Regions from separate parts of the Homo sapiens genome. Here all the other regions are linked to region 3. The links are chromatin loops, found by intact Hi-C in ENCODE. Cell type or tissue: endothelial cell of umbilical vein. All regions are shown on one strand. Each heading gives the region's core, and the rest is flanking DNA. Links, peaks and the distances in the headings are about the cores only.

Region 1 (7,732 bases), core at 2,896-5,395, 390 kb after region 3:
TGAGGGTGTGTTTGCCTGCCCCAGTCCACTGACTAAAATGTTAATCTCCTCTAGCAACACCCTCACAGACACACCCAGGAACAATACTTCACATCCTTCAATCCAATCAAATTGACACTCAATATTAATCTTCATAGGTGGTAATGGACAAAAGAAGTGATCTGGCTGGTATCTGTGGCTGCTACAGTAAGATCTAATAGCATGGGATAAATTGCATTTCAAGGCAGCCTACTTTTACGAACAGCACCATTAATGTTAAGTATTTGGAAAGATTCATTGACATTTCTGGGACTGTTGCTATTACATTCATTCCCCACAGCTTGCCCCCAGTCTTTCTTTCAGGTTCTCTCTCTTTCTCTCTCCCCACCTACTTAATTCTTCCTTTCCTTCTAGGAGCTGGCCTTCCTCTGCTTCACCCCCGTATCACTAGGTACCAAATTGGGATACTCTATTTTTACAAGTGTAGTTTTTAACCTAAATCAGTGTCCGTTATTAATCTGTGTGATTTGCTTAAATAGAAAGAGATTTATTAGAGTCTTAGAGAGCTGAAAGAATCTCCAAGGACAGTAACAACAGAAGCTAAGAAAAAGCTCAATCATATTTAATTACCTTCAAGTGAAAGCCCCAACACTATTTTTTATTGTGCTAGGCACTAAGGATTTTAAGAGTTACATGCTAGGACTTCCACTAGACCAGAATACAAGGCATCAAACCCACTGAACCTGTGCTACATGCTTTATAAGAAGCCAACATCCCTCGATATAGTTGCTTCCTCTCATTCATTGCTTGCTTCCTTCCTCTGATTTGATGTAGTTATAACTACTTAGAGGAACCACAGCTGTGTGGGAGTCCGTCTGCAAAGGAATCTGAAAATGGTAATTATCTATGTATGTATGTATGTGCTCATCTATGTATCTATTAATAATTTGTTCATTTCTTTTTAGTTTACCAGATTTTTTTAAAGAAAATTGTATTAGAAAGTGGTTGAAATGAATATTGACTCAATTTATAGTACTCTCAAAACATCTCATTCTAATTTGAAGTGATTATTTAATCCTGAAAAATCTTTGAAAAAATTGTGTGAATACATATTTAAAGAGTTTCCAATAGCAAAAATAACCAAATAATTTGATGAATCATGATATCATTTAGTAGCCCTAGGTAATATTGAACACATTTTATACATACATTAGCTGCCTTTAGATAGTTTTACAAACATAATATAGTTTGTTAAAATCTAGCATTATATGGAATAATAAAATACATTTCATTTTTCTGCTAACAGTTGCCTAAATAGCGGTTTAACATTTGGTGCAAGGGATGAATTTACTAAATCACCCTTCTGGGAGAGGGGTCCCAGAAGATGCGTAAAGTTTGTTTGCCTTCATGCAAAGTTATGCTCTTTCTGGACTTTGAGGGTGTAGAAGTAGCAAAAGTTAAAAATAGCATTCACAAAGAGTGGATAACAAAGACCACAAATGTAAAAAATATCAGTGTAATTATCTTTAATGCAGGATTAAAGATAATGAAGTTAACTAAAGAGACTTGGTCTGAAACTTATTCAGATAAAACTGAATTCCAAAAGAGTATTACATGGGCCCTAAAGTAATTTATTTATTTTTTAATGGTGTGTAAAATGTCTTACAATTGTTTTTCATTGGTACTTTTACTCTCCTCAGGACACATGGGATGAAAATTAAGTAATTTAAAATTTCAGTGAACATATGTACCATGGTATTCACTTTGTTTTTTCCTATCCAAACTAAAATGAAAACATTCCAGGTCATTTTATTTTCAGAATCAACCCTCAAAACAGCAAAGTTCTAACAAATGATTGAAATAATTGCTCAATTATTAAAACAAATGACAGTTGCAAGTTTTTACTAAAAAAATGAATATTCATAATCACCTCCAAAAATAAAGAATGAGGATGCTACAGATAATCATTTCAATCAGAGTGCAGGTGTCAGATTCCCAGGTGAAGGGAGTTAGGCCATATAGTATAAACCCGGCTATGGCCAAATGCAGCCAATAGGTATTGGGTTCTGTCTTTTTAATTTATTTTTTGACTTTTATATAATTGAAGAAAATATTATATATCCAAGAAAATACATGCTTTCGATTTCTTTCTGCCAAAGATTTCTTCAGCCTAGTCTTTGATTCATTATAACATTTTCTCTCTTGATATCTCAAAAATAATAAAAAATTATTTTTTTTTGCCTCATGGAAATCCAAAATCCAATTATAACTTTGTGTTCTCAGAAATGAACTGTGCTTCAATACCAAATATTTTAGGCTTGTTTAAAAGAACAATTAAAGGAGAAGAAAAACAAGAACAAGAAAAAGGCCATAAAGGGACAGAAGGAGGATAGTAGTTGTCCTATCAGTGGTAAATCAGAAGGGAGGTCTTCACTTCTCCCTTTCTCCCAGTCTCAATCTGTACATCTATCTGGATTTGTATTGATCTTTATCTTCTACCCTCTTTCATTTTCAGGGATGTGTCACATTTTTCCCAAATCTTATATTCAGCCTTTCACAGGGAACAATGGGGAGGCATCTTTTGCCATCTCTTTCATTATCATGGATTTTGCTTCACAGGTCATCCACTACCTTATCTGGGACTCCAAATTTCCCACTCTATGTCTTTCCTGTCCAAAATAAACATCTCTACATTTCTATGAGCTCAGAAAACAAATGAAGACACATAACAATTTTTATTTAATCTTTACATACCTGCAACCTTCTACAGCTGCATCACTGTTCTCCTTCACATCAATGTTCCAAATAGTATTTTCGTCTTCCCATTTCACATTTCTATTCCCACTCTTAAAACTCGTGGTAGTTTAGAAAAAGGAGGTGGTCCACAGTGTTAAGAATCCTAGGATGTTGAATAGAGACAAGCCATTTTTAAAAGGCTTTTCAATTTCTCTTAAACAATAACTGGTGACATTTGGAAGTGTAGGTTTATTAGAGTGGGAGTTATTTTTAATAAACTGGGTTATAACTTTTTTAAACTTTATCACAACTGATGACTTGCAAAAACAAGATAAAATAATAAAATTTCCAAAAATTTCAATATGGCTTTTTATACTAACAATAAAACACTTTATTTGCTACTAAAATAGTACAAGTAAATAAGGAAAATAGAGAAACTGATGTCATTTAATAATTATTTCAATATGAATAGAATAAAACATAATGAGGAACACATGTTTGCTTGGTGCTAATGATACAACGTTTTGCAGTTTTATAGATAAAGCAAAATGTGTAATTTGAACCAGATGTTGAAATACTTTAGGATTAGTATCCAAGGGCAAATATTTCAGAAAATATGTGGAAAGGTAAACCACATATTTGCTACTGGGAGTCCTCTATGTATGTGTCTTTAGATTGCACTTTACTTGGTTTCTCAAAATGAAATCGCGATCCGTTCTCAATACTCTATATGTTTTAAAAGTCCCGCGGAAGCAGTTCAGCAAAGTGGTTAAGAGCTGAGGTTCTGTGTCATATTTTTGGCTTCATTATTTCCCGGCTATGGGACCTCAGAAAACTTAACTTTTCTGAGCCTCAGATTCCTCATTTGTAAAACGAGAATGATAACATTAAAACAACCTCATAGGACCAATGTGGTGTTTAGGTTAAGACAATGCCTGTGAAGTATTTTCAGTGGAACACAGTAAGCACTCAATATAAAGTAGTTAGCACTGTTGTCACTTATTATCACTAGTATTTTTCATTTTAATACCAATAAAACTAACACTTTTCAAAAAAACACTTTTCAAAATTATTAACTGTTAATCTGAGCATCCTTTCAGTCTCACTAACAGTGTCAATTGTTTGCATCCTGAGAAGTGTATGAAATAGGTTCGTTTAAGTTGCATAGCACAGAATCACATTCAGTTTTCTCAGGTGATGGGAACATATTTTAACAATATATTGGTAAATAAGGAAATACAAGAGCAGGCCTTAGAAGCCACTTGGGGCCTGAAATGTCCATTTCTTACAGGACCTCATACAACCCCAACTCTATTGGTCTGGATGTGCTGAATCAGAAGTATCTCTACTAGTCACTTCTGCTAAAACAGGTATTGCCTGGGCTCTGTGGAAATAGTTCTACCTATTTGATGTCCAGCTACTACTGCAGAACCTGCTGCACCTGCACTGACTCTAATGTTAAGGTGACCGATTTCAACTCACTTTTCATACCACCCTTTTTGGGGAGCTGCTTTCCCCATTTCACCACAGGAGGGCAATAGTCTGTCTGGGAAGCTGTTTTGTACAACACAACCCTGTCCCCTCACCAGGCCTGACAGGGAAGGGCCATCAGAGTCCACTCCCCAAAGACAGTGACTTAGCCTAAGCTATTCATGGTTCAATCCCTAGGAATTTGAAGTTGAGACTGAAAAAACAAAAGTCTGCTCCAGGGAGCAACATGTCAACTCGGGATTCATCAGCAGCCATGTTTTGTTGTTGTTGTTGTTGTTTTGCTATGTGGTCAGGAAAATTGGAATCAGCTGATCCTTGAGAATGAGAAAATTGAAACAGACACAAAGAGAGGCATAAAACCTCCTAGTTCCTGTCTCCAGGCAATTCCAGAGAACTAAATTTATGCCTACCCTTCAATTCTATGAGATATTCTAGCATCATTGTAATAAATATTCCATATTGCTTAAGCTAGTGCCTGTGAGTACCTGTAATTTGAAACTGAGTCTAAATAACCAGTACAAAGGTAAGCTAATTTTTTTCTCCCAAGGATGTGAATTAGGCACTAAAATAGTATAAGTTTTATACTAAAATTCCAAAATAAATTTTGTAACCATTCTGCAGTATTGAAAGAGGGACAAAAAAACTTGGATCATTAAATTCTGGGAATAGTACAGTTTTGATGACCTCAGCTATTAAATTATTTTAAAGGTTTTTATTTGTTTGTCTCATCCTTATTATTGAAATTTTAAATTCTTAACATACTTGACATGTGGTAGAGAAAATAAATATTCAATTATCTTAGGATCTTCAATTCAAATAAATAGTAATTTCATAGTTAGAAATATAGATAAAAATGAAGACAAGAGAAGAGGTGATGAAGGTTTGCTGTAAATCCAGGAGATATGTATGTGTGTGTGTATGTGTATGTGTATGTGTGTGTATGTGTATGTGTGTGTATCTAAAGAATATCTGAAGATGAGTGTATTATGACTAAACTCAAACTCTGATATAAATTTGTTTTCTTGTCATTTGTCTTTTTCTCTAAGGTAGTACACCCACCCACCCACACACACACACAGGCACACACAAGTATTTTTAAATTTGCTGTAATTAAGGTCGCGTACATATATATTCCCATCATTCCAGGGTGCTGGCATGGAGCTGACCAGGTGGGTGATACTTGTGTTTCCAGTGATTACAATCTGGCCTCAGTCATTCTAAAATCACATTCCTAAAGCCATTTCAGACTTGTGCTAATAGTTGGCTTTGAATATTAGGGGCTTAATTGGAAGCAACCAATTCTGGCCAGTTAGATCCTGATGAGGCTTGAAGAACTCCTGAAACAGATTTACATTTCTCAGAGTTCTCTTTCCCAAGAATTGTCCTTTTCTTTTGTATGATTCATCTGTTGCATGGATGCATGGTTGTCCCTCATCCACGCTCTTTTCTCGAATGTACCAGTCATTATCGCTATATAACAAATGTGCCCTAATTTGGTGGCCTGAAAAAAAAACCCACTATTTGATTATGTTAATTGCTCCTGTGGATCAGGAATTCAGACAGTGTCCAACAAAAATAGCTGGTCTCTGGTCTATAATTTTGGAGCCTCTTTCACTTCCTTGTCTGGTGCCTGACTTAATCTGCCTCAGCTGGGACTGCAAGCCGGATACCCACACAGGGCCTCCCTAGGTAGTTTAGGTTTCTCTTAGCATGGCAGCTGGATTCTGAGATACCCAAGAGGCAGCACCTAGAAAGTGATTGTTCTAGGAGAACAAGGTAAAAGCTGCATGGAAATTTTGTGTCCCAGCCTTGGAAGTTAAATAGCATCACTTCCTCACTGAATTTATAGAGCAGGGGATATAGACCCCATTCTCAACGGAAGGAATGTCATAGAATTTGCAGCCATCTTAAATCCAATCAACTAACAGCTGACAGAAGAAGCCAAATCAGAATCTAAGTATACATTATTGGTAAAACTAGATTGGAAAATACAGCAGGGATATTTTGCTTATCCCACTCTTATTTGAGTTTGCCTACCTAGATGCAGATAAAATTTCAAAACAGCAGTTTCTTCCTCATTTTTCCACCCTGTTGTAAGAGAGGATAGATCCCAAAATATTTATTACATTGGAAGAGGAAATTATTTTATTTTGGAAGAGGAAAATATTTATTACATGGAAGAGGAAAAAGAGAAGAATTTACTCTGCATGAAGGCAGTCAAGGGAGAAAAGAGAGCTTTGAAACACCAACTGATTATGTGGACAAATTAGATACTCCTTCCTCCTCCTGCAGAGTAGTGAGTCAGGGAGTGGACGGTAGAATAATGAGAAGGGTCCTGAACAAGATACCCAAGAAAGTATAAATGGTGGTGCATTTTTCTTTCTCTGCAAAGGTAACACATTGAGGACAATTTTTTTCCCTAGTAATTCCCTGCCTCACTCTCTCATAATCTCTAAGCAATATATATGTTTCTCAAACCTAAAGATATAAAACCACATAGTATGTAATCCCAAATGGTGTAAAAGTTTTGTGCGAAATCATTGGAGATAGAAGGAAATAGCCTGGCTTGCTTAGCTCTCAAAATTAAATAGAAAAATAATCAGAGATTTTTACGTAACCAGGATATTAGTTTTGTTGCTTAATGTCAATTTTATGCATTTAACAAAATGCAGACTAGATATCATGTGCATTATTAAATAGCTCCTACTATGGAAATGTGATAGTCAATATTATAATTATCCAGGATTGTAATCTTGAAATAGAAATGCTTAACAATATATTTGTTTTCTCTGTTGTTTTCCATGTAGAGCTTACCATGCAGTATTTCTTCTTCATAATACTTAATACAAGTTTAATGAATGAATTATGCTGTAATTACTTAACTGTGTGACATCTTTCTAGGAGTCATAGATTGTGTTAATGGCTCCAATACTTCACAATCACTCTGATTAAAGCTATTGCCTTGAGACTTTGCATTTTCTTCCACAAAAGAGGACACTTCTCTGTCCCCTGATTTGGGGTTTGGTCATCTAACTAACTTGCTTTGACCAATGGAATAAAATGGAACTTACAGAGAGCTAGTTCCAAGTCAAGAATCTAAGAGACTTTGTGTAAAATGCAGTTCTACATGAGCTGATGCCATCATCATGAGAAAGACACACCTAGTCTAGCCTATTAGTCTGTGGAAGAGAATGAAAAACACATGAAACAGAACTTTCCCATGTAAATGAAACCTGCCAAATCCAACCAACAGCAGAGCCCACATGTCTGGCATTACTCCTGTGTTTGCAGTTAGCTGCTTGTGCATTTGCAAATACCAACAGGGACTCACTTTAGGCTGCATTTGGCTGGGGCAGCTTACCTGGTATTATGGTCTGAATGTATTCCCTAAACTTCGTGTGTTGGAAACATAATCCCCAATGCAAATGTTGGGAGGATGGGTCTTTGGGGAGGTATTTAGGTCATGAGAGTTCTGTCCTCATGAATGGATTAATGTCATTATGAAAGGACTCAATGGAGGGAGTTT
Region 2 (7,732 bases), core at 2,896-5,395, 440 kb before region 3:
CATTATCATCCTTAAATATGTTTTTTTCAGATATGTGTCCTCTCTAGGGATGAAGCAGTATGTCAATATTCCCGCCTGTGAAATGGAAAATGAGGGCTTGGAGGTTACTGAAAAGAGAACTGGTGCTCATTATGTATACAAAGTAGAAGAATGTCAGGCACATGCTACCATATAAAACCTTTGACTGAAAATAATTGTAGACAAGGGGTTTTGGGTGTCTTTGTGTGGTGGAGTGGGGAAGGGGTAGGGTGTTTGGGGTAGAAGATGTTTGGATTTGAATGAGGAAAAGAGTGACTAATTAACATATAGATGTGGAGTCTCTTGAATTCTTCATCAAAAGACCTCCATCATGAACTCTGTTTTGCAAATAGCCAGTCAGTGGAATCCTGTGTTTCTTATGAAGTGCCATAGCTACGTGATTATAATAATTTAATGGTCTACATTGTCTTGAACTCTAAAAATGTGACATGCAACTCTCCTTCCTACTGAAATGTTTCTTTTTCTTTACTAACGTACTTTGAGCATGCCAACAAATGCCTATGTGCTCTTTGTGCAAAACCTATTAAACTAATACCATTGCCCTTTCAACTTAGCTTGTGTTTAAGCAGAAATCATAGAACATAATTACAAATGTAATTTGATGAGCATTTGATTCTGCTTTCTTCACTTTGTCCTGTTGGCACATTTTCATAATTTTGTTTCTAGGCAATTTTTAAGTGCATTTTGAGATCTTAAATTTTCTATACCAAAGTCAATGCCAGTAATTTTAAGAAAAAAAGAAAGTGAAATATTTTAAAGAATAAAAAATGTAAAAGAGCCTACTGACCTATAAAACATCAAGCCAGAGTGTAACTTCAGGGGAACAGTGAGCATATTTAACATTTCCCCCTTACATTTAGCTATCGGTGTGACATCTGCCAGTTCGCTGGGTACCCCCTGTCCACATGCATTCACATATTGCACCCGCATCACTTAGGGACCCAGAGAGTTTATTATATTATTGGAAGCTTTGAAAATTAAGTTGTTATTTCGTGTGCTAGCAGTGAAAATTTCATTTAGATTGACCTCCTTTTCATCTCTTCTTCAGTTCCTCAAAGTGGGGTTAGCAGTTAGCTAGGAGAAGTAATGACAAGGACCTTTCATATTTTCCCGGTGTCCTTGTGATTGCAAATTAATGTTCAGGCACTCCATTCTTGCTTGAATAGCTTTAGTTTCAAATGCACCTTTCATTTTTTTTTTTTTTTATGAAGACTTGTTACTATGGCTCTGAATTTTTGAATGTAGCTAAATTACATTGACTCTCTGAAAAGACCTGACTGAAAAAAAACACAATAGGATTCTTAAGACAGGGACTGCTGTGCTGCACACGAAGGCCAGGGTATAAATTGGGGACACAGCACTGAGGTTTTTGCTTTTCTTCTTTCTAGTATGCTCAGAGATAAAGTGGCTTGGTAAGAAGTGACAATTGTAGAGGACGCTATAGCGTTTCGGTTTGCAAACCCCAAATGCTCCGATTCTACAGTAAATTTCTTGGAGATGTTCAAATGTGAAATAGAAAATATAATTCTGGCAGTGTTTTGATACATGATAAGTAATCAATATTCTAGTTTGTTTCTACTAAAGATTATTTTAAAGAAACTTTAATCTTAGAGGGAATAACATATATTTCCTTGCTTTTTTTTTTTTTTAACCAGAGCAGCGTTTACTTTAATTTAACATGAAGAGATTGGAAATAAGTCAATCTCCTCCCTCTATGAAATGACATGGAAATTGCTCTGCCGTTATCCAACCCCCCAGGAATGGGAGAAGATAGGAAAAGTGGGGGAGGAATGGCTGCTACTTTTGAGGTCTGCGGTTCAATTTCAGGCATTATTGATTAGATTAAGATTTATAACTGCAGAGAGAGTGAAGGTTTTCAGAAGGGTGTTATTGTTCTATTGTTTAGCTTCTACTGTGGTATTAAAAGAATGTCCAGCCTACTTCTAGGAAGCTTCTAAAAGTAAACTCAAAGAAATTAAAATTTAAAACTCCAGTTTTTTCTGTCCATTCACAAGTTTTTATGATGATAAAAAATGTCAGTTATGTGATAAGATGTCAGGCATTTCCACTCAGTGAAATAGTTAAATTTTATGGTTCTCTTTTATTCAGTTCATCTTTTTCTTTCCTTTCCTTTACTTGTGTTGTGTTTGTTTGTTTGTTGTTTCTTCTTCCCCTTTCCTTGCCTTTCCTTCTTTTCCTTCTTTCTCTCTTTTTTTTCTCTCAATGTTAAGTACATAAGTGCACCTAGTAGTTCACTTTAATAAGCATTTACTTTCAGATTTCTAGATAAGGTTCCAGCAAGACTCTGATAATACTTATTTAAGAATCCATCATCCTGTGTTTGGAGATGATTAATAGTGGAGGATTCTTGTTTGTACGAAAGCCACGAGCTAAATCTGTGTTACTAAATGCAGGGTCATTCACAGGCTAACCTAGCATAATTCCCTTCCTGAGTGTACTAGAATGTCAGACACTTCAAAATGGTACCTGTAGAGACAAGCTTCTTTTTTTAACCTCAGAATTGGTTTTATTCATAGATCAGATTGTCAGAACTACTGGCTTAGTTATTTACATTTGTTTTATGTTCAGCTGTCTGCTTGATTTATACTAATGTGATATGTTCCCTTTCTCTCTTCAGCTTAATAACTGGTTTATATTTTGTTTTGATTTTTCAGTCCCGTCTTTTACCTTCACACCAACAGGTATATATTTGCACTTACCCTCCTCCTTTCCATTGTTAGTTTGGCATGTGTTCCACTATTGTGTTTCTGTTTTTATTTCATTTTCTGCAGTAAGTTGGGGGAAAGAACTTAAAGTGGAATGTAATACTTGATTTACTCACACCAGGCATGTGTTTAAGGTAGAAATGGTTGGTGTTGCTTTTCATCCATTCGATGCAATTATTTATTCACAATTCCACACTGGATCTTGGCCTTGTTTGCATGTGTTTCATTAAGTAGACACACTGTCTCTACCTTCAGCATGATTTAACATGCTAATGATCTTATTGACTACTTCAGACTTGACAGTGCATTTTTCAACTTAAGCTTTCAAGTTTTCCAACAAAAATTTCTCTCCCTTATAATTCTCTGTCCCCAGAATCAATATTGTTAAAGGTAACCACAATATCCAGCACATGTGAAAGATAGAACTTTTCGTTTTCCCTAAGTCAGAATCCTAATATTCCGTTCTATCCAATTTCTTTCAAAATGGGTCCTCTTCTGTCATATCACCTCCAGGAAAAGATGTACGTGTAGTTGTGCCCTCTCAGTTTTAATCCAGTTATTGTCATCACTGGGAGCAGTTATCTCTCTATAACAGACTTCCAGTTTGGAGTTCTTCTAAGTAGCAGAACTTGGCAGCTTTAAAAACACATTTCTTCTTAGAAAATGTGTCTGTATTTACAGAAAAGCTAATCTTCTTAACCACTTAGCCTAACTATGTGAAAATCTTTTTTTTGTTATGGTTAAATTTTTCCATCCCAAATTTATTAAGCTGAGGATGCTTTCAAGAGCATTATAATATATTTTGATTATCTATACATGTCTGATGAAAATATAATGAGAAATAATTTGCAGAAGCCACAATAAAAAATAGGTCACATGAATTAATAGTCACAACTTGGCATACATCTTTGTGTGTAGAAAGGTTTATTTTAACATTTCTCTTTGACTTACTGGTACTCATACTTCCGGGAAAATAATCTAGTAGTTTTTTTTTTTCCTGAGTTTAAGTTTACACCTATATAAAATTATGAAATTATGTGCTCCAATAATAAATTCAAAATGGAAATCCATCGGAATGCTAATGTACAGATGTGTAACAGTTATATTTAATAAGTGTACTGATGTTTTGCTTTTTCTTGATTCTCCACCTTATTGGAATTTGAAGAAAATAAGAGTGATATATAGATATCTAATTATATATATAATTAGATATATGATATGTATATCTAATTCTATACAATATTTAAAGAAATGTCACTAGTTGAATCAATCTGTTACGTCATGTGATTTTTGCAATGCTTCTGTCTAGGAAGACAGAAGGAATTCCATTTTAGAAAGAAGCTCATGAATGTAATAGCTTTTGATATATAAATATGTCTATTAATTGTTCCTTTTTTTTTTCGTAACATTCTAGTAACTTACCAGAGAGGAGGCGAAGCTGTCAGCAGTGGAGGGAGGTAATTATCTTGCTTGTTTTGTAGATCCTACAGGGAATTCCAAATATTTCTTCATCTTCCTCAATGACACCACTTTCTCTGCTTAAAAAGTCTAACTTAAAGGTGGAATTTATTTAGTTCCTTGACGAAGACTCCATTCAGCTATGCTGTTGAAACAAGCTGTTTACACACAAATGTAGTTGATTGGAGTAGTTGCATCTTAGTCAGTGACCACTAGAGGGAGGACTTTAACTGAGAAAGAGACTTGCTGATTTAGCAAATGATTAAAAGGAGTTAAAGTGACTAAGCGGTGGCATTTATGAAGATTAACAAATACAGCTAGTTAACTAATACTATCCAAGAAAAAGAGTTCATTTGAAAAACCTGCTGAACACAGCAATTGCTCATAAGTTGTAGGTTATGTTTGTTTATTCTTGTTATGAATTCAACATAGTTCACTTCCCCATTTGCAGGAAAATGTGTTGAAATAAAAGAGGAAATCTGGGTAACTTGTTAACAAAGAATGTTTTCCCTCCTCTAATTGAAATGAATCTCATATTTATGATTTTTAAAGTAATTATTATTCAGTGAACTTTAATATATTCACAGAGAAATCACAAATTGATGTGACAACCAGCTTAAAGGGGCTGAAATAAGGTATAAGTTATGTGATGAGCCAAGCTTCAGAATTTTTCACAATAAGATGTTTTTTTTTTCTCCAAAACAGTAACATCTAGCTTACAGTGTAAAAAAAAAAAAATCTTCCAACCAAAACCATCTTATAATTCAAATTCAGTGAACTTACTAAATTCCCTTCTTTGTACAGCTGTATAACATGACTGCTACTAGAAAGATAACAATGAGTAAGATATTATTCCTAAATTCAAGGAACATACCACCGGATAAGAAAATTACTGAATTTAGTATATAACAAAGAGTGGTTTAAAAAAAAAGAAGGTTGACCACCTTTAGCCAATGCTGTACAAATTTGGCAACAAGTACTAATCTTTTCTTTCCTGGGTATTGCTAACTTCCTGTTTTCATACCTGTGAAACAAAGCCAGCCAGTGACAGACCCAAAGCTAGGGAGGTTTTCATAAGGAATAAATCCACTTGATTCAGGAATTAAACCAGGGCATGTTTGTGCATCCAGGGGAATTCCATCTAAATCACAGCCCAGACATTCATGAAAGAGCCTCTGGCATAAGAACATTTTCTCGTGGGTGAATCTGGAATACCTGATTTTATAACCACTTCATTACATGTGTATATTTCAACCTCCTCACTAATCAAAGCATGTGAAAGTGCTTCTTGAGTGTCTTTGATATGTTCTTCACTAGCCTCTGTGCGTGGGTGTGTGTACACAAGTATCACACACACATACAGAAAAATAAGCTTGGTTCCTACTCTAAAAGAATTTACAACCTGGATAGAGCAAACTGGCACATGGGAAACAATGGCAGGAATGCATAGGTAGCAAATGCTAGTTGCCACGGCAGGATGGAAAAATTACAAAGTTCCTGAGCTATTTGGAAAGCTCACTATATCACAAAACAAACATAGCTTTTTAAAGTTAAAAATAAAATCCCTGTCAGTGAAACTGATTTATTTCAAATAGTAAGTAGAAATGATCATTTTCCTAAATGAAATGCTAAACGATGTTGGGATGTTACGGAGGCAACAGTTCAATAAAGATTTCAGAGTCAATGCTCAAAATGTCAGTTATATACAAAATTTTAGAATTATTTATTCATGCAATATATTGAACACTTACTATGTGACAGGTGCTAGTTTACTTACTTGGGAAGCATCAGTAAGCAAAGTGTATAAAAATTCCTGCCCTTCCAGACCTTACATTATAGTGGCGGAAATGCGAGATGAATAATAAACATTTTTTTAAAAAGTCAGCTGTACAATATCAGCAGTTGATAAATGCTACGGAAAAAATAAAATAGGATGAGGACAATAAGGATGCTTTACGAAGGGGCCTCATTCCTAGCCACTTACGGATGTGTGTGTCATTGTGTGTGTATGTGTGTCTGTGTCTATGTTTCGTGATCTAGTGAGATCAGAGAGGGAATAATGAACCAAACTCCTACACTGACTTCTCTTGTGTCTGCCCCTTAAGCACTGGTTTCCCTCATGTGTTTCAGACTTTCTGAGTCCTCACTGGACCTCCTACCTCACATAGTTAATGACACCAAAGCCAAAACCTTCCAGCCATCCTCTTGGACCTCCTGTATCCATTACTGCATTTTGTTGATGCTGTCTCTTACTCCTTTCACTCTCATATTGTTTCATTTCAAGCCCTACTTCTCCTTTGCCTAATCTATGACAAAAGCTCTCAGGAGTCCTACCTTTATCTATAATACCTTCATTAGCATTATTTCCTGCTAATTCCCTTTGCTCACTGGAGACAGAACGATCTTTTGAAATGCATATTGATCATGTTTCTGAGCTCCAGAAAATCCCATTATCAATAGGACCTATCATGTTTAGAATATCAGATCCAAACTCGGCATAATATGCAAAGTCCACAGCTCTAGGTCTCTGCAGACTTACTTCACACCTCAAAATGTGCCAGACCCTACAATCCACTGTGTCACCCCACCTGCCATTTGCCAAGATTGCATTCTCTTATGTGTCCTTACTACACTGTGCATGTATTACATAGGTCTGGACTGTCTCCCCACCCAGCGACCCTTCTCAGTTTACTGAATTCCACCTACTATGCCCTCCATTAACTCTCTAATGTGGAATTACCTCAATGAAGTGCGTAACATAAGGTGATGCGGTTATCTTTTGTTTATGTCAGAGGTCAGTGAATTATGGCTCTTGGGCCAAATCCAGCCTGCCACCTGTTTTTGTAAATAAAGTTTTATAAGAATACAGCTAGGCTCATTTGTTTACATATTTTCTATGACTGTGTTTGAGCCACATTGGCAGAGTTGAGTAGTTATCAAATAAGCTCTATGGCTTGGGAAGCCTTAAAATGTTACTATCTGGTCCTTTACCAAAAACGTTTGGCAACTCCTGGTGGATATGATTGCCTCTGACAAGAGAGTGTGAGTTCCTGGAGGATGCAGATTACGTGGTTTATTTATCGATAAATGGGTTTTTAATAATGCAATAAATTACATAAATAAATGCGATAAATCACATGAATGATTAATTTTTGATAGATGTCACCTATAAGTAAAAAAAAAATGAATGAGCCATTGAATAAATGAATGTCAGAAGGCCTGAGTTCAGTCCTTTGTAACTTCAGAGAAATTGTGGAGGCTGTATTTTTTCCTCTGATAAAAGGAGAAGGTTATCTAGAGCTCTGTTATCATTGTGAACATTGCAAATGTGGCTATTCCTGGAAAAGAGAGAATGAAGAGTGTGGTAAGCAAAGAGACTGCTTCCCAACTTAAAAAGGGCAAAGAATTTGTGAGAAAATCCAGGGAAATGATCATGGAAATATTAAGTAGCCGTTGCTACTCATTTGTTTTCCTTTCCTCAAACATTCCAGGCAATGTGTCCAAAAAAC
Region 3 (7,732 bases), core at 2,558-5,057:
GACAAGTGTTTGTTTGTAGTGTTTGCTGTTTTCGTTGTTTAGACACTCCTACCATAGCAGATTTCAAGCTATCAATAGAGGTTTAACAACTGGGTCATAAAATTTTTAAATATTTATCAGTGTAGTCTTGGGACCAGAGTGAATGGCTTCAGCACACCAGTGCTTGAACCCTTGCTGTTAACCATCCTGCTCTATTGCCTCTTAAAGAAAAATGAATCATAGTCTTCACCTTCAAGGTATCTGCTGTCTCTCCATGTAATAAATATCATCGGTTTCTGAAAATTGCAAAAGATATGTCTGTGTATTAAATGCCACTTGGGGAGTGTCAGAAACTCATGGAAAACAGTGATTTTAAGCATACAGTCAGGTGGATATAATCATGTGGATACACCCAAGGTTATTAGATTCCCAAGGTAATTTGGTCTCTACATTATCAGGTAGTTATAGTTCCATATACACACCAGTGGTTATTAATTCCAAAGGCCATTCGTTCTCTAAATTTACTTGCATCACAGGGTCTGCTCTGATTCAGTTTACACATCTGGTCTAGAGTTCCTCCTTGTTTGTTTTAATATTGATGAGTTTGGCTTGGCATTCCTGCTTTACATACCTGACTGTGTCATTTGCCCCTAGTTTTACCTCCTTCACCCAAAAAAGATGTTAGTTTCTTGTTTTAATCCCAGTTCTTTACCTGGTCATCTAAACTTTACAAATGTGCAGCAAGTTTTGGAGGAACTTTCCTCAATGTGTTTACTATTGAGATGTTTTTCTTACCAAATGAGGTAACATGTATATTCATAGGTATGTAGAATGTTTTTCAAAAGCAGGAGTAGTGAAATTATTAGGAAAAAGACTCCACAAACCACAGGATATAAATCAAGTGGACAGTCTGAAATTTGGTGGAAGGTGGCTGGCACATAATAGGCATGTAGAAAAAGTGGTTTATAGGAAGGAGTGGTGTCTTTGTTTGTGCTGTTTTAACAAAATATCTGAAACTGGATAGTTTGTAAACGACAGAAATTTATTTCTTACAGTTCTGGAGGCTGGGAGGTCTAAGGTCAAAGTGTTGGCATTTGACGTCTGGTGAAGGCCTTCTTGCTACATCCTCATGTGGCCAAAAGGGCAAGTGTTGTATCCTCACATGGTGGAAGGCAGAACGACATAGGAGGCCCAGCTAGCTCCTTCCAGACGTTTCTAAGGTGGTTGCTATTTATGAGGGTGGAAGCTTCATGACTTAATCACCTCTTAAAGGCTCTACCTCCTATTTTTTTTTTTTTTCTGAGACAGAGTTTTACTCTGCCACCCAGGCTGGAGTGCAGTGGTGCTATCTTGGCTCACTGCAACCTCCGCCTCCCAGGTTCGAGCAATTCTCCTACCTCAGCCTCCCGAGTAGCTGGAATTACAGGCATGCACCACCACACCTGGCTAATTTTTGTGTTTTTATTAGAGACGGGGTTTCACCATGTTGGCCAGGCTGGTCTCTAACTCCTGACCTCAGGTGATCCACCCGCCTTGGCCTCCCAAAGTGCTGGGATTACAGGAGCGAGCCACTGTGCCCAGCCAGGCCCCACCTTCTAATTCTGTCACATTGGGTCTTAGGTTCCAACATACTAACTTTGTGGAGACACAAACTTCGAAACCATAGCAACTGGGTTAACGAGTTCAGTAGAGGGCCAAATGTTCACACCAAGGGGAGAGAGAGAGGAACATGAGAAGTGAATTCACAGGTCAGGTGGCCTTGGGTCGGTGTCCTGTGTTTATAGTATTTCTTTTCTGACACTTTGCTTCCTAGTTTTAGTATACTCTTTTTCAGGTTTGAAGTCTCTTTATGCTTTTATGGCAGACTTTTAGAATAAAAAAAGTCATCATATTTTAAGCTCCTATTTCAAATTTGCTCACATCAGCCTGTTGGCTCTCTGTCATTATCTGTAGTATTCACCTTAACTATGCATTTGGTGTGTAGAATGAAAGATAATATGGTCCCTATCTAAGTGGATTCACAATCTAATGACAAGGAAGGGACACATATGGCTAATTATAAAACCTACAATTATAGAAAGGGAAAGGTGAAATGGAAGGATGAGACAGAAGTTGTCATGTTTGTGCAGAGAAGTAGTTAGCTGAAGTTGTTAGGCTCTTATAAAAGTGATGGTTCATGAGTTGTCATTTGACGAGAAGTACAATATTGTGAATTAGTTCACAGCAGGAGGCAAACGTAGCAGTAGGGAAGCTCCTGGCTATCATAGTTGTGTCAGAAAGGGGCTACCTATGTTGTCTTTGACTATGGACCTTGAAGGCCTCGAAATGGGAGTGGGGCCAGGAGTGGAGGTGAGGAGTCCTAATGACAACTCTGGCTGGCCAAATAAAAAATTTTATAACAGCTTCAAAGTCAAATCATAATGGATAGCTAAACAAATTCAACATCCAACTTTTAGATTATTAATCATGACCTCAAAATAGAGATTATGATCCCATAACATATATTGATTAGGAGCAATTATCCACCATTGGGCTCTGTGTACTTATTTTAATTAATAATGTAGCATCCTAATATGAAAAGATTGCAAAGTTGTATTTCTATTTGATTTGGCTAATTATGTAATGGAAAAAGAGGTGAACTTAAGTGGATATTGAGAAGAAGGAGAAATTTACAGTTCCTGCAGAAAGCATGGAAACAAGTCGTATACTCCTGAAATTTTTTTCTCCATATATTTTTACCTTCTAAATCCATGCCCCTCATTTATGATCAGCATGAAGTATCTGAAGTGAAATGTTTTATAGTAATTTTATTGTAATTTTCAAATAAGGAATTTTGATAATTTCTTCAATTTTAAATATATAGATACACATACGTATGTCTGTATCTCTATATATAGATATATATATATATACATATAGAGAGAGAGACATATATTCTCCTATGCTTTCTTTGCTTTGTGTACAGTCAAGCCACAAAAGAAGACCATTTTGCAAAGAGAAAAGCCAGAAAATTCCAAGAATGCCTTTATAAAACAGACTTAAAAAAAAAAAAAGCAACTTCATCCTGTCAAGTTACATTACTACAATTACAGTGCACATACATTGAATCAATTTTTTACTGAAGTGTTCTTTACCTTATATAAACACTGCATAAATCCATTAGACAGCCGTCAATTCCTGTAGGGAAAATGCAATACAATTTAGAAGAAAGTAATTTAATATAGTGGACACTGAAAAGGCAAAGTAATGAGAAAATATTTTTATTTTTTCTTTTCTTTTTAAAACAAACTTACAACAGAGTTTACTAAGCTTTGGTTAAATAAAATAATGCAGTAAGAATAAAATAACTTGAACGTCATATCAAATTATTAGTACACTGAAAATTCCCATCAGCTCTTAAACAGAAAGTGCCCAGTAGTAACCTAATCAATCATGGATATTCTATTTAGAATAAAAGATGAATGGATCTAAAGGGAAAAACAGTAGTAAATCAAAAGGAAGAGAGAGAGAGAGGAACTTGATCTCAGTCATAGATCCTGCTGGATTGAAGATGTGAATGAAACTGAATTATGAACTATTTACAAAATTCTTGGTTTCCTCTTGCCAGTTTTGGAATCTTTGTACTCTGTTTTGTGGTTGTAAATTTTGTTTTCTTTTCGTCATACAATCCAAATCAACTTTCCCCACCCTTGTGAAAACCACATTGAGACCCTATTCAGACGATTTATTTTCTTAGACCAAAAAATAACTTTCAGCTTCATTCAACTGACTCACTGGCTGCCATAGCATCCTGGTCCCTGAGTGGGGTCCATGATTAATAGCTCTTATGGGATTAGCGTTCCCACGTCATGCCTCTTCCTTTTCCAAATTCCTCAGTAATTTTGATTCTTTTCTTTGATCCCAAGAGGGCACTAGTTACACATGATCTTGGCTGGTGGCTTTTTCTGTTTGCCCCTCCAGCCAGGCTTCATGGACCCAGAGTAGAGAATCCCCGGCTGTGATGCAGCAGCCTCTATGCATACTAAAGTTTCAATAACTGGTTAACATTTACTGAATGTTTTTTCTGTTGTAGCTCACTGAATTTTTACCAAAACTCTGCAAGAAATATTGTATTATCATTCTTACTCTATGGATGAAAGAAAAGAGGCTAAGAGAGATAAAATTACTTGTCCCCATGCAATGGTTACTGAAAGATGGAGCCAGGATTCTACCTTAGGTAATTTGATTAAACAGACTATTTTTAACCACCACAGTGTTTTTTTTATAGTAGTACTGAGAAGAGAATAATGGCAAAAATAATAAAACAAAAACATAATTTTTACTTATAAAGAGTAAAACCATTTACATGCATGGCTCAATTTTTGTCTTCCTATCATTATCTAAGGAATGTGTTTTATCACCGTCTTACAGGGAAATGCAAGGAAACCATCAAAGAGATACTGTGAAGTGTGCATCTGCTAAGGGCAAATTGAGAGAGAATGACATTGTATCCTTGAAAATTATTGTAGAGATGCCTGAATATGCCCAAACTGCTTTCAGTGAGCAAACTTCCTCTTGGATCTGTGAAGCTTGGAGGAAAAGTCAGAGAACCACGCTGCTCTTATGTAAAACTATCTTATGCTCACTCGTATTGTACCAGGAAGGTTTTTTCCCCTGGGTATATATCGAGATTGTATAGTTACTCCTACTTTCTGTCCCATCTAGCAGGCCCTTCTGGGTTTCACCGAGCTGGAAAGCTCTGATTGTTTTCTCTGTTAGAAGAAAAGATAGATGGGTCATGAGGCAGGACTGCGTTTACCACTTTCTTGACAAGGAACTTCTGAGGATTCCTTAAAGATCTCTTGCTGGGCTCTCTCTTCTGTAGTTCATTTAACAAGAATGGATGCATATCTTCTTTTCGTTGTTTGTTTGTTTTGAGATGGAGTCTTGCTTTGTCACCCAAGCTGGAGTGCAGTGGCGCGATATCAGCTCACTGCAACCTCCGCCTCCCAGGTTCAAGCAATTATCCTGCCTCGGCCTCCCAAGTAGCTGGGATTACAGGCATGTACCACCACACCCAGCTAATTTTTGTATTCTTAGTAGAGATGGGGTTTTGCCATGTTGGTCAGGCTGGTCTCAAACTCCTGACCTCAGGTGAAGAATGGATGTATATCTATTGGTTACTTGTAACTGCTCCCCTGTCCCAGGGGTCCCTTCTAGGCCTTGTAGTTGTAGGTCCATCTGCTCCCTAAGTGGCCTATTAGAGCAGACTCAATGTCCTCAGCCAAACTCTCTCATTCATGGGACACATTTGGTGTGTGAGAAACATTTATGCATATCTTGTTCTAATACACTTTGGGCAAACAGGATGATCCCAATTCAATGGCACATTTCTGTTTCCATCTCCAAACAGTGAGTGCATTTCTTGTCCTTTAGATGTTTCATAAGAGATATGTTAAGCTCCCCTGTATTTCCTGGAAGCCTCCTTGCAGCTCTTCTTTCACTATGGATATTATCTTCATGGTATTTTCTCTCCATAGTAGGCCAAATCTTTGAAGACAGAGTAAATTGGTGGTTCCCCATGCCTGGGGGGTTGGGTGGAAAGGGGAAATGACTGCTATTGGACCCAGGTTTCTTTTTCAGATAATGAAAATATTCTAAAGTTGACTGTGGAGACCGTGGCATAACTCTGTGAATACACTGAAAACCATTGACTTGTACACTTCAAATGGTTGAATTGTATGGCATCTGAAATATATCTCAGTATAGCATATATATATATATAATGCTTTAATAATATATACATATATATGTATATGTAAATATACATATATATATAAAATAAAGAAAAAGGAGACCCCACCATTACAGGTTTATATACCTTGTTCTAATCTTTCAGTTGAATTGTGGACTGGTCACTCTTTGATATTTCCATATGCATATCTCACTAGAACCCCAAGTTAAATTCTTCCATCAAAATTCTTATTCTTAAACTGATATTATCGACATTCTAATCACTGAAGACTTGAAGCTTTTGGAAGAAACTTTGACTTCATCCTCCCAACTTTCCAACAGAATAAACTGGTTACCAAAAAAACAAGTCTTAAGAAATTTCTTTGGTGTTTATGAGTGTTGGGAAATTTAAGCAAAAATGGAAAATCCGTGGTGATGGTAATTTGTATCAGAGCCTCCTTTCAGGGTTATTTATACTTCACCTAAGACATAACTTTCCTTTTTCGCTGAAGTATATATATATCAATATTTGCTAGTGTTTGTAAGCCAAAGTTCTTGACTCAGAGCACCCAGTTTCAAATTCTGCCTCTACTATTCACAATCTTAACCTCTGTGGTGATATTATGTGTTAACTCAACTGGGCCACAGAGTGCCAAGATATTTAGTTAGACTTTATTCTGGGTGTTTCAATGAGGGTGTTTCTGGATGACATTAACATTTAAATGATTAGACTGAGTCAAACATTGCTCTTTATGATTTGGTGGGCCTCATCCAATCAATTGAAGAATTGAATAAAACAAACAAACAGAAACTGACCAAAGTGAGAGATAATTATTTCGTCTGTCTGCCTTTGAACTGATACATCAGCTTTTTTCTTGTCTTCAGAATCAAATTGAAACATTGGCTTTTCCTGGGTCTCGAATCTGCCACCCTTCAGCTTGGAATTTGCTCTCCTGTTTCCCAGGTCTTTGAATTCAAACTAGAGCTAAACCGCGGGCTCTACTGGATCTCCAGCTTATGGACTCATTCTGCAGATATTGGGACTTGCCAGCCTCCATAATCATATGACCCAGTTTATTATAATAAATAGATAAAATAAATAAATGAGTAAACATTTTCATGTTTTTGTTTCCCTGGTGAACCCTGATTAATCCAGATCTTGATACTGAGAGTGGTTCTGAGAAAGAAGATCTTTAAAATCATTACTAGTTTGGGTGGGGAGCAGATACTGGTTTAGCGTGCTTTTTGAGGAAGGTTCTGGGTACTGAGCAGGTGGCTGGATTTAGAGGTGGATTCTATATAGCTTTAGGTAGTGGCTTATGGTCCTCAAGTCTTTCCCCCTGCCCCCAGCTTTATTGAGATACAATTGGTAAATAAAAATAGTATATATTCAAGTTGCACGTTGTGATGTCTTGATGTACATATATATTGTGAAGTGATTACCAAAATCAAGCCAATTCATGTTTTCATCACCTCACATAGTTAGCTTTCTCTCTCTGTGTGTGTGTGTGTGTGTGTGTGTGTGTGTGTGTGTGTGTGTGTGTATGGTAAGAATACTTAAGATCTGCTCTCTTGGCAAATATCAATTATATATTTTCATTAGCTGTAGTCAACCTCCTGAATGTCTCCAGAACTTATTCATCTTATACCTACAAGTTTGTATGCTTTGACCACTATCCCCATTTCCCCCATCCCTAAACTCCTTGTAGCCACCCTTCTGCCCTCTGTTTCTATGAGTTCCAGTCTTTTATATTTCACCTATGAGTGAGATCATGAACTATTTGTTTTTCTGTGTCTGGCTTCTTTTACGTAGCATGCTGTCCTCCAGATTCATCAATGTTTTCACAAATGGCAGAATGTCCTTCTTTGGTTAAGGCTAAATAGTGTTCCATTGTGCACATATATCACATTTTCTTTATCCATTTATCTTTCAGTTGACACTTAGGTTATTTCCATATGTACACCATGGTGAATAATAATTCAGTGAACGTGGAAGTGCCAATATCTTTTCAACATACTGATTTTATTTCCTTTGGATATA

Evidence for each region. Peaks named below come from ENCODE experiments on the same cell type or tissue, not always from the same donor. Only the 100,000 strongest peaks of a DNase experiment are listed, where the experiment ranks them.
Region 1: it touches region 3 in a loop (3-fold over the local background); 2 of 110 quality-filtered maps call a loop at or near these places.
Region 2: a loop joins it to region 3, with 12 times the contacts of the local background. A loop is called at or near these places in 4 of 110 quality-filtered maps.

The regions. Positions count from the first base shown.
Region 1 is chr3:77,812,195-77,819,926 of GRCh38, reverse strand. No RefSeq gene overlaps it. Among named protein-coding and RNA genes, the nearest start is that of LINC02077, 230 kb to the left of the region's middle. In endothelial cell of umbilical vein, for the core only: a CTCF peak has its summit at 4,221 (motif pointing right); no DNase peak of the experiment used is centred there.
Region 2 is chr3:78,642,638-78,650,369 of GRCh38, reverse strand. It overlaps ROBO1 (roundabout guidance receptor 1), which reads left to right. Exons shown (of 31, transcript NM_002941.4): 20 at 2,715-2,741; 21 at 4,180-4,222. Among named protein-coding and RNA genes, the nearest start is that of LINC02077, 600 kb to the right of the region's middle. In endothelial cell of umbilical vein, for the core only: a CTCF peak has its summit at 4,416 (motif pointing right); a DNase peak (open chromatin) is centred at 4,449; H3K27ac peaks cover 70 bases.
Region 3 is chr3:78,201,259-78,208,990 of GRCh38, reverse strand. No RefSeq gene overlaps it. Among named protein-coding and RNA genes, the nearest start is that of LINC02077, 160 kb to the right of the region's middle. In endothelial cell of umbilical vein, for the core only: a CTCF peak has its summit at 3,867 (motif pointing right); a DNase peak (open chromatin) is centred at 3,820; H3K27ac peaks cover 782 bases.